Regions from separate parts of the Homo sapiens genome. Here region 2 is linked to region 1. A link is a loop called in an ENCODE intact Hi-C map of the cell type or tissue named here. Cell type or tissue: IMR-90. All regions are shown on one strand. Each heading gives the region's core, and the rest is flanking DNA. Links, peaks and the distances in the headings are about the cores only. Region 1 overlaps SDK1 (sidekick cell adhesion molecule 1). Region 2 overlaps SDK1 (sidekick cell adhesion molecule 1).

Region 1 (2,922 bases), core at 320-2,819:
GATGTGACATGGTACAATGCCTATGTAATGAGATGAAGTAGGGTGAAAGACGTATGCATTGTGACGCAGCATTAGGCTACTACTGATTATCTGTATTCTTGAATCTGTGTAACTATCCCTCACTTGGTGTAACTCATTTCAAGGGATCCCTTGCTCAAGTCGTCATATAGGCTGAATGATTCTGGCACAACACATTGCTGTCAATTGGAACATCTTTTTGGTTCGTATCTTCCACTCACAAATTTACCTTTCCACCTTAACTAAGCACTTAATACACATTGTGGCCATAACTTTTGCAGTTTGAGGTGCAACAGCAAGACCAGCATAAATTTACTTGTCCTGTTTCACAATTTCATGGATAGATTTGTTCTTAATCTTAGCAACCTCAGCATATTTTTCTCTTTCCTTCTTAAGTCAAGAACGTTCACCTTTTCATTTAAAGGAAGCACTTTCTATCTTCTCTCTGGCACATCCTAATTGCCAACAACACTACTCCTATACTTTGTGGTCATTATTAATTAAAATAAGGGTTACTTGAACACAAGCACTGAGATACTGCAACAGTTGATCTGATCACTGTGAACCTCAAAGAGCAAATCCCTCAAGATGAATCCTGAGGGGCTAACTGAGTCTAATGGTCACACATGTACCCCAAGTTTCCAGAAAACCTACACATCTGTTTAACTCCGAACCTTCGCAGCTTACCATTCCTGTTCAGGCCACCTGAACCAACAGACTGTATAGCCTGCACCAACCAATCAGAAATCACTTGCACTGAGCAACCTGAACTAAGCAAGGTGGACTCCTTCATTTGAAAAAATATACCTGAATGCAAACCTGGGCAGAAAGATGCTCTATAAAAGCTCCATCCTTCCTTTGTTCTCTGGAATACACCTTCATTTTACAGGGCACAAGGGATGGTGCGAGATTCCATCACACTACTCAGGACGGTGCACAATTTAAAACTGATGAATTATTTACTTCCGGATTTCCATTTAATGTTTTCGGACCACAGGTGACTGAAACTACAAAAAAATGAATATGCAGGTGAGAGGGGACTACTGTGAATATGTCAAAGCATATCAAATTATATATCTTAAATATTTCCCATTTACTATATTTCAATTATATCTCCATAGAGCTATAACTTAAAAAAAAAGTCCAGCACAGGGTAGTTTGGGAGTTAATGTAATTATTATCCCAATCTGACCTGCCTCAGGGCATCTGAGGACAGCACAGTGCCCTCTAGTAAGCAAGGAGGTCTTCAAGGGTGTAGTTAAAGCTGTCATGGCCATTCTCACTATCTTCCTCCCACAAAGCTGGTGGCTTTAAATCATGATCATAAAGCTAAATCATGTATAAATGACAATGTTTTTTCTGTTCTATAAAGCAAGCTGTATCTTATCCAAAAGTGCATCAGATCATTAAGAAACAAATTCAAAAAGAGAAATGTACTGACTTTTTAAATCCCATTAGAAAGTATTAACTATGCCATCCCAGGACATTCCCACAACAGTGACTCACAGAGGCATTCCCTTACAGATTCAGAATGAGTAGTATGTTGCAATCTGGATTTAGCTTATGCTTCTTGGCACATTAACTGATTGCTGTCCACTGAGTCTTAGGAAAGGTTGACCAAACCCGAAACAATCTAACATTACTCTTCACTAGTGCTCTAGAGGCTTGTAAGGAGCGCAACAGTAGTCTCTAGAGGAACAGCTGCATCCGGAGCTTGCATGCTACTCATATATGATGACTTGAGAAACATTAGCTTTATTGGTTTTTAAGCAAGAAAGCGACACACGTTTTAGATGAAATGTTCACTCAGGGGAAATAAAAGAGTTTATTTATCTAAATAGGTTAACTATATTGTGTCTAACCACCACCCCAAAAATGTGATGAACTGCACATTTGAGATGTTGGATAATTAATAGAAAGGGGGGCCGGGCATGGTGATTCACACCTGTAATCCCAGCACTTTGGGAGGCTGAGGCAGGCTGATCACGAGAGGTCAGGAGTTTGAGACCAGCCTGGCCAACGTGGTAAAACCCCATCTCTACTAAAAATACAAAAGTGAGCTGGGCGTGGTAGCAGGCAACAGTAATCCCAACTACTCGGGAGGCTGAGGCAGGAGAATCACTTCAACCCAGGAGGCAGAGGTTGCAGTGAGCCAAGATCGCACCACTGCACTCCAGCCTGGGCAACAAGAGTGAAACTCCATCTCAAAAAAAAAAAAAAAAAAAATATTAATACAAAGGGGAAGAAAACAGGGTTGCTGCCAATGATGGAACTTAGTAAAGTATAAACTTTTCAGGATAAAGACAGATGAGTTGTTTGAAGTGAAAGGAGAAGATTCCAAGGACAGAAAGATTAAGAGTTTACTGAGGAAAGAAAGAATCAAAAACTTGGGTTGGCAATAGAGATGAGAGGTCCCACACCAACTAAGTGACAGCCCCAGATTGAAGCCAGACACCGTCCACTCCAGAGCCCATGTTCTTAACCATCCTACTGACCAACTCCTGCATGCCATCAGCAGCACTGACACATGGGCCTTCACAATGGACACTTCATGAGACTGGCAGTGTCTCTGCAGCTGTCCTCACTGTGTAGACAGCACAGATAAGACAGAAATAGCGGCCACAGAAAACGTAACATTTATGAAGCTTCTCTCATATGTAAATGTTAGAATCTAGAATACATCATTGTAAAGAAGAAATTATTTCGAATACACAGCATATTCTATTTTCTCTGTCTTCACATGAAGGTGATAGATATAGCAGAGACAACAGGCACATACTATAAAATGATTACCCTAGTTAAATGTTTTTATGCAGAAGTCATATTCATTGGGAATATAAAATAATATAGGTCTTAGCAGCAAACGTTCAGTTTAGTATTAACTATGATACATAAAATAAAATG
Region 2 (2,922 bases), core at 299-2,798, 320 kb before region 1:
TTTTAAACTATACACTCATGAAAACACCACCTAGATAGAGATATAAAATATTTGCATTCTTACCACCACCCCTAAAAAGGTAACTGTTATTCTGGCATCTATGAATCTCATGTGAAAGGAATAATAAAAATATGTGTTTTATGTTCAATATTTTATGTTTAATATTTATCCATTTTATTGTGTGCAAATTTTAGCTTAACAAGTAAACACATGAAACTCTAATGATATGCATGGTGAAGTGTTTAGGGGCAACGTGTACTGATGCCTGCAGCTTTGAAATGTATCAAATAAGATGGACTGGTGGAAGAATGGAGGGACATGAAGATGTATAGATGCGATGAAGTAAATATAGCAAAATGTTCGTTGCAGAATCTAGGTGGTGAGTATATGGATGTTCACTTTACAATTCTTTTGGCTTTTCTGTACGTATGAAAATGTTTATAATAAAATGTTGAAAAAAATGATCGAGTTGTATGCTTAAGACTTCTGTATTTTGCTACATGTAAGTTATGCCTTGATTTTAAAAACTGAAATATTAAACAATCAAAAGTACTAAGATTAGAAAAAATAAGACTATGCTTATTTGTAAATGACAAGACAAAAAAATTTATTAAAGACAGTTTATCCAAGACAAATTACTCATTATTAAAGAAAAAGAAATTTATGGCTTTCTCAGGAATAAGGAGGCTTATTTTTAAGTGAAGTGTCAAAATAATGTCCTATGTTGACACAGGATAGGGTACTGAAAAAGGATCCCAGAAAATTACTCTCCTATCTTGAATTCCTATCACGTGCCAAGCAAAAGATCCAGTCTCTGATGCTTAAGAGGGAAAGAACCAGGAGGCTAGAACACAGTTATGTTGTAGACTTGTGCACACATCAGCATAAGACTAAAAACCTGTAGGCAACCTCAAAAATCAATCATTTAAATGTGTGATTTTATAACATATTCATACTGTCATACTACGGAAACAAAAACTACATAAATGACAGTGATTTTTTAAAAACTATTAGTAAAAGTCAGTGGTCTCTTCACACTTCATGGTCTTCATCTAATTAAAACATATTTGGTTTTAAGTCTATTACAGTGAATGTTACATCCCCTCTGTTAAATATTTGCATGCCACAGCTACAAATGAAGACTGATTCACAGGTGTTGCACTGGCCGCTCAAACACCACAAGGGCATTGCTGAAATGGAGAATGGCTATCGCTAAAAGTACCCAACCAACCAAAGCACAATTTTCCCTCAATTTACTCAGTAATTGCATTTGCAGCAAGTATCGGTGAAAGTTAAAAATACCACAAAAATACCATGCATGTTTAAGAAAAATGAAGTACTAGTTTTTTGTTGTTGTTTTTTGCTTTTACCTACGTAAACATCTAGAGGGTCGTGCAGGAGATCTATGAGGGCGCAGAGCCGCCCTTCATCCTGCAGGACTATCCAAGCGCTGCAGCAGGTGCAGTCTGTTTTCTGTCCTCTCCACAAATGCCATCATCAGGACCACCAAAAATGCCCACAGAACACCCAGTACGTCCCATAGGAGACCCAGAATGTCCCATAGGAGGTACTGCTTCCTCAACTAGAAACCACGGATCTAAGCTGAAAGGATTGTTGTAGGAGTATTTAGATTTCAATAGCAGAAATATAATCCCCCAAACCGCTGTTATGTGCTCATTCCTGAATCATTCAGTGTAAACATTTATTTAACCTCTATAAATAATTTGTAGCTAACTGTGGTTAAAGATATGCTCAGATACACAGTCATCTGCTGATAGTTTGTGCCTACAGTTCACTACAAAGAAAGCATTTCACTAGCAGCTAAAGGCTTGTCATATGGAAACAATATTTGCTTATTCTTGCCTAAGGCTGGATTTAACACACTGAGCCTGATGTGAAAGATCATTTTGCTATTCAAACTGCAAGTCGCAAGCAAATACAAAGGCTTCATACTTGCTTTTACATATTATTCTTATGATTTTTGTTGTCAGTTTGTATTTAACCTCAGCGTTCCTGTCCTGCATGATTTCATAACTATAATCTGCTACTTAGTCACTGCAGTACTTGCATATTTTCTCTAATCAAACTTGTATCAAAACTCCTGAGTCATTCCTGTGTTCTCTGCGCTCCAGCATCCTAGATGTTTTCTGCCTTTGCTTCTTCCTATTTCTTTTTTTCCCTACCTTCATCCTTGTACAATGATTAGGCCTATTATTATTATTTTTTTTTTTTTTGAGATGGAGTCTCACTCTGTCGCCCAGGCTGGAGTGCAGTGGCATGATCTCGGCTCACTGCAAGCTCCGCCTCCCGGGTTCAGGCCATTCTCCTGCCTCAGCCTTCCGAGTAACTGGGACTACAGGTGCCCACCACCACGCCTGGCTAAGTTTTTGTATTTTTAGTAGAGATGGGGTTTCACCGTGTTAAGGCAAGAAAAGATGAAATGGCATGTGAATTCACTTGTTGACATGAGTTGCCACCTAATAACTAAATAGATCATCAGCAAGAGCAAAAAAAAAAAAAAAAAAAAGGAGGGGGGGCTTGATAAAAAAAAAACTACTGGATTTTTCAATGAAATTAGAAAAAAATCAGTCAACTTAAAAAGCTCTATGCAACTTGGCAATCCACACGCTCACCTGGAAAAAGTGCTACTCATTCTGTTACAGATTCACAAAATATTTACAAATCTTTACATAAAAATTACACACATACTTATCTGACCCACTCCTACGTATCTAACTCAAGTGAATTGAAAATGTAAGTTCCCAAAAAATTACATGTAGGCAAATGCTCATAGCAGCTTAATTCATAACCATCCCAACAACCAAAACATTCTTCAACAGATGAAGAGTTCAACAAATTGTGATACATTCCAGACAATGAAATACTTCACTACTCAGCGTTAAAAGGAATGAACTGTTGATT

The links. Hi-C counts contacts between places; a loop is a spot of excess contacts. Peaks named below come from ENCODE experiments on the same cell type or tissue, not always from the same donor. Only the 100,000 strongest peaks of a DNase experiment are listed, where the experiment ranks them.
Region 2: a loop joins it to region 1, with 8 times the contacts of the local background. A loop is called at or near these places in 1 of 110 quality-filtered maps.

What each region holds. Positions count from the first base shown.
Region 1 is chr7:3,438,172-3,441,093 of GRCh38, reverse strand. The region is part of intron 1 of SDK1 (sidekick cell adhesion molecule 1); the gene reads right to left. It overlaps LOC124901577 (a long non-coding RNA gene), which reads right to left. Exons shown (of 2, transcript XR_007060196.1): 2 at 1-1,025. Among named protein-coding and RNA genes, the nearest start is that of SDK1-AS1, 88 kb to the right of the region's middle. In IMR-90, for the core only: no CTCF peak of the experiment used is centred there; a DNase peak (open chromatin) is centred at 1,633; H3K27ac peaks cover 697 bases.
Region 2 is chr7:3,760,866-3,763,787 of GRCh38, reverse strand. The region is part of intron 4 of SDK1 (sidekick cell adhesion molecule 1); the gene reads right to left. Among named protein-coding and RNA genes, the nearest start is that of SDK1-AS1, 410 kb to the right of the region's middle. In IMR-90, for the core only: no CTCF peak of the experiment used is centred there; DNase peaks (open chromatin) are centred at 1,747 and 2,037; H3K27ac peaks cover 778 bases; H3K27me3 peaks cover 143 bases.